2 separate regions of the Homo sapiens genome follow, and region 2 is linked to region 1. The links are chromatin loops, found by intact Hi-C in ENCODE. Cell type or tissue: PC-9. All regions are shown on one strand. Links, peaks and the distances in the headings refer to the core of each region. The heading gives the core; the rest is flanking DNA.

The links. A loop is a pair of places that touch in the nucleus more often than their neighbours do. Peaks named below come from ENCODE experiments on the same cell type or tissue, not always from the same donor. Only the 100,000 strongest peaks of a DNase experiment are listed, where the experiment ranks them.
Region 2: a loop joins it to region 1, with 5 times the contacts of the local background. A loop is called at or near these places in 4 of 110 quality-filtered maps.

Annotation. Positions count from the first base shown.
Region 1 is chr11:66,010,650-66,016,008 of GRCh38, forward strand. CST6 (cystatin E/M) reads left to right here and starts at 1,359. Exons shown (of 3, transcript NM_001323.4): 1 at 1,359-1,635; 2 at 2,177-2,302; 3 at 2,668-2,856. The coding sequence starts at 1,396. The coding sequence ends at 2,751. RefSeq lists an enhancer at 2,841-3,416. In PC-9, for the core only: no CTCF peak of the experiment used is centred there; DNase peaks (open chromatin) are centred at 792, 1,952, 2,472, 4,972 and 1 weaker place; H3K4me3 peaks cover 1,498 bases; H3K27ac peaks cover 3,423 bases.
Region 2 is chr11:65,650,646-65,656,004 of GRCh38, forward strand. SIPA1 (signal-induced proliferation-associated 1) reads left to right here. Exons shown (of 16, transcript NM_006747.4): 16 at 1-267. The coding sequence ends at 70. RELA (RELA proto-oncogene, NF-kB subunit) reads right to left here. Exons shown (of 11, transcript NM_021975.4): 9 at 5,210-5,290; 10 at 5,043-5,117; 11 at 2,956-4,355. The coding sequence ends at 3,733. Among named protein-coding and RNA genes, the nearest start is that of MIR4489, 4.1 kb to the left of the region's middle. RefSeq lists a silencer at 1,856-2,095 and enhancers at 2,156-2,635, 2,646-2,695, 3,436-3,936. In PC-9, for the core only: no CTCF peak of the experiment used is centred there; DNase peaks (open chromatin) are centred at 1,126, 2,036 and 2,346; H3K4me3 peaks cover 1,764 bases; H3K27ac peaks cover 3,381 bases.

The DNA of each region.
Region 1 (5,359 bases), core at 218-5,217:
CCTCCAGCACATGCTCACTGTATCCACGGGACAGCCAGATTCGAAACATCAATATCAGAACAAACTTAGGAGATAAGGTGTCTTTCAGACGAGGGCACGGAGGCTCTGTGTGGGAGGTTGAGGGACTTGCCCAAAGCCATGCCGTCAGTAAGATGGCAGAGCTGACATGACTGACACCCCCTCCTTCTGGGCAGTTTGTGTCCTGTGGGCTCAGTCTGGTTTAAGACCACAGATTTGACTTAGACTGTCAGCACACACAAGCCAGTGTCACCATTTATTTCCTGCCGGTGTCTTTGGGCAAATCCATTTTCCCTTCTCTGTAAAGTGGAAACTATTTTTTTTCTTTTTTCTTTTTTTTTTTTGTGAGACAGAGTCTCTCTCTGTCACCCAGGCTAGAGCGCAGTGGTGCCATTTTGGCTCACTGCAACCTCTGCCTCCCAGGTTCAAGCAATTCCCCTGCCTCAGCCTTCTGAGTAGCTGGGAATTCAGGTGTGTGCCACCACGCCTGGCTAATTTTTGTATTTTTGGTAGAGACGGGGTTTCACCATGTTGGCCAGGCTGGTCTTGAACTCCTGACCTCAAGTGATCTGCCTGCCTCGGCCTCCCAAAGTGCTGGGATTACAAGTGTGAGCCCTCATGCCCGGCCTTCTTTTTTTTTTTTTTTTTTTTTTTTTTTTTTGAGTCAGCGTCTAGCTCTGTCGCCCAGGCTGGAATGCTGCAGTGGTGAGATCACGATTCACTGACTTGAACTCCTTGGCTCAAGTGGTCCTCCCACCTTGGCCTCTCAAAGTGCTGGAATTACAAGCATGCCTAGGTGCCTGGCCAGGTAGAAACATTAGTCACTCGCGCTCCAGGAAGGTTGTCAGGCAGCGCTGAGCAGTAATGTGTCCTACTCACCTGCTGTTTATCCAGCACCAGACCTCTTCTAAGAACTTTACCTGTTTCAGCTCACTGAATCCTCACAACACCCATTGTACAGAAGAGGAAACTGAGGCAGCGAGTGGTTAAGTGACTTCTCCGAGGTTACACAGCTAGGAAATGGTGGCAACAGTAAGAGCCCACGAAGAGCTGCGGTTGGTAGTTCATTCTGGACAGCCCTCCCGTGAACCGTCCCTGTACTGGCACTTGTTGCTGGGGACTGTCGCTGTCCTCTCCCTCCCCGGGCCAGGTGTGTCCTGGAGGGCAGGGAAGCGTCTTGGCACGCGGGTGCGCGCCGCCCCCTCGGCCTCCTGGGCTCCCTGAACCTCGCAGGACCCCGGCAACTTCGAGCCCCGCCCCAGCTCCAGGCCGCGGGGGCGCATCGCGGGCGTCGGGCGGGGCGGCCCAGCGGGTAAAAGCTGCGCGGCCGCAAGCTCGGCACTCACGGCTCTGAGGGCTCCGACGGCACTGACGGCCATGGCGCGTTCGAACCTCCCGCTGGCGCTGGGCCTGGCCCTGGTCGCATTCTGCCTCCTGGCGCTGCCACGCGACGCCCGGGCCCGGCCGCAGGAGCGCATGGTCGGAGAACTCCGGGACCTGTCGCCCGACGACCCGCAGGTGCAGAAGGCGGCGCAGGCGGCCGTGGCCAGCTACAACATGGGCAGCAACAGCATCTACTACTTCCGAGACACGCACATCATCAAGGCGCAGAGCCAGGTGCGGCGGGCGGGGTGCTGGGAGGGGACACCCGGCCCAGATGGGGGAGGCCACAGGCGCTGCCCCAGCGTGCATGAAGGGGGCCTAAAAGCGCAATCGGGATATTTTCATGCAATATTTTAAAAATCGAATTAATGCTAAAACTCCACGATGGACAACCATCTAAATTTCAAGGAAAGACATAATTAAACCCTGTATTGCACTACCTGCCTTCCTGGCTTGCCTGGTCCTAGTCTCTGCCCTGATGGGGTGGATCGGGGAGGAGGGAAGGCAGGTGGGGACAGTGGGCAGCTCCCTAGATGGGGCATGTCTGATGTCTGCCAAGGCTGCTGGTGGGGCTCAGCCTCCAGGCCTCTCCACCCTCCATCCCCACCAGAACTCCCCCCCCCACCCCCCCCCACCCCCCCCCACCCCGTCTGAATCATCCCCTCTCCCTCTCTCCCCACCTGAGTGCCTGGGGGCAACAGGAGAATATATCAAGAGGTGAGAAGTGAGGATCAAGGGTCAAGACCCCTGACCTGCCCCTACCCTATGCCCCCAGCTGGTGGCCGGCATCAAGTACTTCCTGACGATGGAGATGGGGAGCACAGACTGCCGCAAGACCAGGGTCACTGGAGACCACGTCGACCTCACCACTTGCCCCCTGGCAGCAGGGGCGCAGCAGGAGGTAACAGCTGGGCTCCTCCAGCCCCAGCCCTCCCCAGAGCCTCAGGCACTCAGGTTGTCCATCCTGAACTGGTTTGGCTGGACACGTAGATGTCTAGATGTCTGGCTGAACCTGTCGTCCTTCTGGATGAGTCAGCCTCTGGGCCAAGATGGGGTGCAGAAAGGAAGCTGGGGCTTCCCTCGGGAATGGGGAAGTTGGCTACCAAGATCTGGAGTCTAGCCCCAGACATGCGGCTTGACATCCGTTGGGTCAGTGATTGTCCCTCTCTTGGCCTGGAGCAGCCTGGCAGGCAGAGGGCTGGCTGTTGGGAGGAGACAGGTCGAGGCTGGGCTCACCCCTCCTTCTCCCCCATATTCCCTCCACAGAAGCTGCGCTGTGACTTTGAGGTCCTTGTGGTTCCCTGGCAGAACTCCTCTCAGCTCCTAAAGCACAACTGTGTGCAGATGTGATAAGTCCCCGAGGGCGAAGGCCATTGGGTTTGGGGCCATGGTGGAGGGCACTTCAGGTCCGTGGGCCGTATCTGTCACAATAAATGGCCAGTGCTGCTTCTTGCATTGGTTTCTTCCAAGTGCTTCGCTTCTGCCCCCATCCCCCACTCCCACTTCTGGCAGCTCCCAGCTCCCCAGCCCAAGCTGAGAGGTCACCCTGCCACCTGCAGCAGAGCTGCTGCTGTCCCAGCCCAGACAGTGCTGAAGGTGCAGGGCTGAGCCTCCAAATGTGGAGCCCCCAAACACCCCAGCATCACAGGCATAGAGGAACAAACCTTAGAGCCCCCACACACAGCCAGAGACTCCCAATATTCTCAGAGGTCAGGGGTGGCGGCAGACTCACAGAGGAGGGGCGATGGCCTGAGATAAGAACAGGGCCGGCTGCCTGGGAGCACTCTGAGGAGGAGTCTGTGCTGTGCTCCCACTCAGCCCCAGGAGGAGCTCATGGGTGGCATGGGGGGCTTCAATCAGGCAGTGTCCTCACCCAGGACACTGAGCTCCCAGCCTATAAAGATTCCTCCACCTGCATGTGGCCCAACGATGGCAGAGTCCCTGCAGGCCAAGAGACCATGAAGGCTAGGACAGTGCCTCTCAGTCCACACTGTGGGCTCCACGCCACAAGGACGCCTCTCTTGCCTTGCCCTGGGCAAGACGCCTGAAAGGGGCTAGACTAGGAGCCGCAGAGGGACAGAGATTGTCTAGCGCCCACAGGAGGGGTGAGGGGACAGATTCAATGTAATGTCATTTAAAGAAAACAGCATTGCAGCCGGCCTCACACCTGTAATCCCAGCACTTTGGTAGGCTGAGGTGGATGGATCACCTGAGGTCAGGGGTTCAAGACCAGCCTGGTGGCCGGGCGCGGTGACTCACGCCTGTAATCCCAGCACTTTGGGAGGCCGAGGCGGGCAGATCACGAGGTCAGCAGATCGAGACCATCCTGGGTAACACGGTGAAACCCCGTCTCTACTAAAAATACAAAAAATTAGCTGGGTGTAGTGGCGGGCGCCTGTAGTCCCAGCTACTCGGGAGGCTGAGGCAGGAGAATGGCGTGAACCCGGGAGGTGGAGCTTGCAGTGAGCCGAGATGGCGCCACTGCACTCCAGCCTGGGCGCCAGAGCCAGACTCCATCTCAAAAAAAAAAAAAAAAAAAAAAAAACCAGCCTGGCCAACATGGTGAAATCCCATCTCAACCAAGAATACAAAAATTATCTGGGTGTGGTGGCAGGTGCCTGTAATCTCAGCTACTCAGGAAGCTGAGGTAGGAGAATCGCTTGAATCCAGGAGGCAGAGGTTGCAGTGAGCCGAGATTGCGCCACTGCACTCCAGTCTGGGAGACAGAGCGAGACTCCATCTCAAAAAAATTAAAAATAAAAAAAGAAGAAGAAAACAGCATTGCAACATTTGCACATCTGAATTTGTGGCTGCAATTCATACCCCCCCATACATATACACACGCACACACCCAAAGCACAACACACCAGACATACACACACAGACACCCAGAGCACACACTCAGATGCTGGCAGATATCACATGCATACCCAGAGAAACACAGCCTAGCAACTCATGAGCACAGAAGCAACACACCCTAGAGAAACAACCTGGAGATGTACACACAAAACTCAAACACAACCCAAGGACCCACATGCCACACCCAGAGGTTCCTCAGATGCACAAGCACACACCCACACTTGGGATATGGGCCTTGGGGGTGCTAGGTATAGGCACCATCAGGCCCAGGCAGGCAGCACTGCAGTGGCTGCGGAGAGCATCCCACGGTCCTTCCTTTCTGACAAGGCCTCACACCCTGCTTGTGCCTGCCTGGTCCCCTGCCCAAGGCTGGGGCCTAATAAGCAGCAGCCCCAGCTCCCAGGCCCTGCTGTCGGCCTTTGGAGGCCAGATTGGGGTAGAGACGGGGAAACGGGAAGTAGACCCTGGGTCCCACCTGGGAGTGAGAAGCTGAGGGGTGGCATTTGACAGGAGCTGGGGACCCAGGAGACAACATCCAGCCCTGCTTCTGCTCAAGCTTGTCAGATGTGGCAGCTCAGACAGCCCAGGGTGTGTGCGGGGCCTGCTGCTTGGAAGGGCTCCCATGTGCCACCAAGCAGGGACTCCCAGCATGGGGCAGGCACAGGGTGGGTGGCAGGAAATGCCTGTTGAATGAATGTGTGAGGTGGTGGAGAGAAGCAAGGCCCAGAGACGCCTGCCCGGTGACCTCTCCGCCCCTGGAATCTGTGCCCAAATCCCAGATGGCATTTCCTCCGCATAGTCTATTCCTGGGCCCTGGGCCCTGGGCCAGCCAGTGCCTTCCGCCAGACCAGGGAGGGGAGGTGCTTCTTCTGTCCTGGGACCCTGGAAGCTCCAGCACTGACTGGTCTGGTCCAGAGATGGGAGGGTTGGCAAAAAACTATTGCCCTTCAGCTCCCGCTCCTGACTCCCTCCGGCCTGAACTGCACCCTGGATTCGCCTCTACTAGAGGTGAGATGGCTGTTGTAGATAATGGAAAACCCTCCACTTAAGGAGAGACCCCTGGGGCCAGGGCGAGGCTTGAACTTGACTCAGTGCTAGG
Region 2 (5,359 bases), core at 83-5,082, 360 kb before region 1:
TGAGAGTGCAGCCACACGCCTCCTCCTGGCCTCCAAGCAGCTGGGCTCACCCACCGCCGACCTGGCCTGAGCCGTCTGGAACCACCTGGGCCCCTGAGGGCACTGTGGTCACACTGGGCCCTCCTCAGGAACTCTCCCTGCGCAGAGGCGTGTCTTAGCACTGCCCCCCTCCCTAGCCCCTTATTTGGTGGCGGAAGTGGCCTCCACCCCTTCCCTGTTTGTAAATATTCTGTGGAGAAAAGAGGACTTCAGGGAGTAAAAAAGCCACTGATGTCTGTGTCTGAACATGTGTCCAAGACAGGGCAGGGCAAGGGGTTTTGCCTCCAGAGGCCCCAGCCAAACTCCTCGGACCAGTCAGGACAGGCCCTGGGAACACTGGCTCAGAGATGGGCTGGCACTCACTGAGGGGTCCCTGAGGCCAGGCCACTGCTTGGCTTCTCTCCCATAACGTTTATTTGGTTCTGCAGGGAAGCAGGTGGCCACACCCCACAGCTACCCTGGCCGTGCATCACAAGGCCCTGTGCCTCAGTGCAGGCCTCACTCTTCTCTCTGAAGCCACTGAGCCCCCAGGCCTTGTCCTCTCTCTACCCACCTGGCCACTTCTTGCAGGGCCCAATTCCAGAGGCGGTGGCATCTCCGCCTCAGTTGACTGGGGCTGTTTCTATGTCCTGGAGGAAACGGGCCCTTGACCCACTTCCCTCCTCACCAGCCTATGGTCCTCTCTGTTCCTCGCGAGGCCAGGCCTTTCCCCGAAGTGGCATCATCAAGTCCAAACTTGGGACTTTGTCTAAATCCTTTGGTTTCTGGACCTGAGGCCCAGATAGGGCAGACTTGCCCAGCATCTCATGCCTATTCCAGTCCCTTCCCTAGGCTGGCTGAAGCTCCATGGTGAGACCTAGGCCCTGGGTCTGTTAACTTAGGTGCTGGCAGGATGAGCTAGGCTCGGAGAAACAGAGCATCTGAGGATCAGGAAGGCTTCATGGAGGAGGTAATATGAGGGCTGAGTTTTGAAGGCTGGGTAGGAGTTCACCAGGCAGAGACGTCAGAGGTATCCTGGTAGGACCAGTCTGGCTGAGGCCTGCTGGACTAGAGCCAAGGCACACCCAGGAACCCAGCGTCAAAGAAGCCAGATCAGAAAGGGTTGTGAAGGTGCACTAGGGATCCTGGGTTAGCAGTTCCCAAGACTGCCACTTTTTCCTGGTTGTGGACTAGTGTGGAAGGCTGTGGTCACTGAGGGTGTGTCTGCAGAAAACTCGGATCTGGTCTTGTGGTTGATGTTTGAAGGGAGATTGATGGGGTGAGATCTGGATGTCAGAGCTCTTTGGCTGCAGGGAGGCGGCTGTAGCCGCAGTCCAGTGGGAGGTCTAGTGGTGACTTAAACTCAGTGATAGCAGTGACAGTGGGGAGAAGTGGGCAGATTTTCCAGGACCTCGTGGAAGGACTGGACGCAAGTTACTAAGGGAAGAGGCGGCATCTACGGTAGTGGCCAGGTTTCCGGCTGGAGCCCTTGGAAGGTGGCAGGGCCAGGGCTGACAGGGAAAAGGAGAGGCAGGCTGGGGATGGCTGAGGTCATTTGGAACAGGATGAGTTTGAGAGGCCCGAGGACGTCAGAGTGGAGATGTCCAGGGGCTGGTGCGCAGGGGAGAGAGATCTGGGTTGGATACGAGGACTTGGAGCTGCTGAGCCATGAGCATGATGGGGTCATTCACGAATGAGAGAAGAACCAGGAGAGGTCTTCGTGGGTCACGGGAGGTCGCGGGACCGAGAAAGCCAAGAGGAGGGAGGCGCAGCCTGGGCTGCAGGGCCTTGGCTCCCTGGTTTCCCTCTGGGCCTCGGGTCGCGGACCTCCGGTCGGGGTCCCTGCGCAGCTCAGCCGTCGGCTTCCTCAGCGTTAGGAGCCTTCTCACCCCGCCCGCTTCCTCCCCGACCCCGCCTCCCAGGCGCTCCCCGGCAGCTTCGCCCGGGTCCTGACCTGGCCACCGCGAGCCCGGGCTCCGCCCCTCGCGTGGGAGTTCCGCCGAGGCCCGCCCTCGCTCCAAGCCCCGCCCCTGGCCGCCCCCCCGGAGCCGGAGCCCCGTGGAAAACGCCACTTCCTCGACGGAATTGGCCTGCCGTCTCGCCGGCGCCGCCCGTCGGAGCCTGCACCCAGGGCCTTTTCTGTTCCTAGGAGACTCGCTGAATTTTGGGACGCGTCCCGCTGACGATAACTCCTTTTCCCCTGCTATTGTCCTCCCGCGACGGTGCGAAGCCCAAACGAAGACGCCATCGGCCTCGGCGGGGATTTTCCCCAGACGCTGGACCCGGCCTCCGGTTGCTGCGGGCTCCTTGTGCGCCTGCGCAGTCGAGAAGGGGGCCCACGCCGGCCAGCGCTTTTTGCTGCTGCGCTTGCGCTGGGGCAAAGCGGAAGTACGTCCAGCTGTAGCCCTTGTGGGCTGCGGCTGGGCCTTTGTTTTGGCTTCCTGAGGCTGTGGATTGAAGATTTCACCGTTCCTCCCAGAACAGAGTATCAAAGCATCGGTGGGCCGGGTAGATCTTTACCTGGCACCACACATTCCCCAAGAGAAGCACACACTCCCTGGGCCACCCAAGGAATTTGGCCCCATCACATCTTTCGAACATCGTTTCTCTTACCTCTGACGCTGGCTAGTCCCTCTTTGACATCCACTCTCAGCTGATCTAAGACCTGGAGCTAATGGGGCCTCTTGGAAGACTCCTGAAACTGCTCCATCCCCACAGCCAGCGGGCTCTACTAGGCTCTCAGTGTGCTAGGACTCTTGCCTTAGCTGCCCGTTTTCATCCACTGGACGGTAACTCGGGGTTTCCAAGGGCATTCTCAGACTGCAAGCTCTCAGAGGACAGTGCACGCATTCACCCAGCTCTCTACCACCAATGTCTGGCCTGATGTGACTAGCAAAATGTGTGCTCAGTGTTTGCTGAAAAAAAGCGGATCTCTAGCCAGCTTGGCAACAGATTTATTAGTTCAGAGTAGAAAGAGCAAGAGTCCAAGTGCTTTGATTGTTCAGTAAAAACTATGCCTCCTGACTGGAGAGCTGCCAGCCTGCTCTCCCCCACTCTTAACAACTTACCCTACTATTAAGGCACTTGAGAAGAGGGAGAGCAAGGAAGTCCCAGACCAAACCCCTTCTGGATCCTGGAGAGAGCCAGTGCTGTTGCACTGGTTTCCTTCAGCCATGGTTGAGCAAGGAAAGAGCCGGCAGAGACCTCTGTAGGGCAGGAAGGCCAGCCCCTCAAACGCTGGTGTTAGGCACAGGGACAATGCCAGTGCCATACAGGGGCTGGTATCTGGGGCGTTATTTTGATTAAGCTGTAATGAATCCATGATGGAAGACACTTGATAAGGCTTTGTGGGCTCAAAGGCCTTACCTCCAGCCTGCTTCTGTCTCTAGGAGAGTACCAGAAGCTGGAGGATGGGGATGGGGGACCCCAGAGTTCCCTACAGAGAAGGGAGCTGACCATCAGGACAGGGGAAAAGTTTGAGTTTCCCCAGCTCCCCCCTTTCCAGAGAAGTTAATGCTTCTGCTTAAGCACCTCCAAAAAGAGAGAGAGATACAGATACTGACAATAAAAGAATAAAATATGGCTCCCCCCTCCAAGGAAGACATCCACAAAGTTGGGGGCAGTTGGAACACACCCCACCAGAATCCGTAAGTGCTTTTGGAGGGCTTCAATCCCCTGCAACCCAGTGCTCTGGGGAGGGCAGGCGTCACCCCCTTAGGAGCTGATCTGACTCAGCAGGGCTGAGAAGTCCATGTCCGCAATGGAGGAGAAGTCTTCATCTCCTGAAAGGAGGCCATTGGGGAGCCCCGGGGCCCCCAGTGGAGCAGGAGCTGGGTCGGGGGGCCTCTGGGCCCCTGTCACTAGGCGAGTTATAGCCTCAGGGTACTCCATCAGCATGGGCTCAGTTGTGTGGGGGGCCACAGGTATGCCCTGGTTCAGCAGCTGCTGAAACTCGGAGTTGTCGACGGATGCCAGGTCTGTGAACACAGCTGGGTCTGTGCTGTTGCCAAGCAAGGCCCCCAGGTCTTCATCATCAAACTGCAGCTGCAGCAGGGCCTCTGACAGCGTTCCTTCCCCAGCCTGGGTGGGCTTGGGGGCAGGTGGGGCCACAGCCTGAGGAGGGCCTGGGGCTAGGACTGGGACAGGGGCTGGGGCCTGGGCCAGAGCTGATACCATGGCTGGAGCAGGGGCAGGGGCTGGAGCCTGGGGCAGGACTTGGGGAGGGGCCGGGGCCAAGGCCGAGGCCTGGCTGATCTGCCCAGAAGGAAACACCATGGTGGGAAACTCATCATAGTTGATGGTGCTCAGGGATGACGTAAAGGGATAGGGCTGGGGTGCTGGAGGAGAGAGACAGAGAGGCAGGGGTCAGAGAAAGCCCTAGAGATCCACCCCGTCCTCTGTACCCCAGCCCCTCTTCATGGTGCTCAGGCTCAATCCCTCTCTAGGGAGTCACTGCCAACACCCTATCTCCTTCCTCTTACCCCATCTGACCCAGCCTGTAGGGTCCAGTTCTAGCCACACCTCCACCTTGGAGTCCTCCCTGACTACTCAAGCCCACGAAACTCTTCCAGCCTTTTAGAGGAAGGGACACTTGGAGAGATAAGCTGGACTCCTCAGTTTACAGCTGAAAAACTAAGTCCTGAGAGGCAATGAGCCCATGGAGCACCAAGTGAGCAGCGGCCTGAAGTGCAGAGCTTGTCAGTTTTTGAGCCTCGCACAGGCACACACATCTTGCTAATTTAGAGGTGATTTTTGTTCCCCCAATTCAAGTGAGAGATGAGAGCAGAGATTCTGCATTTTTAACTTCTGATTCCCAAGATACCCAATATAGAATTTAAGTGGCACGGTGGTTCCCAGGCTTCAGTGTGCATTAGCATCCCAGGAAGTCGCTGGTTCCTGCGCCATCCTTTCAAAGCCTCTGATTCAGTAGGTCTGTAATGGGGCCCAGGAGTCTTCATCTCCACTGCTCCTCAGCTGAACAGAGCTGAACCTGTCGTTCCAGTGGGACAAAAGGAAATCCTTACCTGGCTTGGGGACAGAAGCTGAGCTGCGGGAAGGCACAGCAATGCGTCGAGGTGGAGGCCGGGGGTCGGTGGGTCCTGTAGGGCAAGGGCTAGGTCAGTTCTCAGCCCCAGGGTGTCCCCTCCCTGCCCGCTGCCTTCCTCTCTGGCTTTCCCAGTCCCCATCTCACCGCTGAAAGGACTCTTCTTCATGATGCTCTTGAAGGTCTCATATGTCCTTTTACGTTTCTCCTCAATCCGGTGACGATCGTCTGGGAAAGTAAGGGGGAGAAGTGGGACTTGCTCTCCTCAGGTGGGTCCCCGACGCTCTCAAAGGTCCC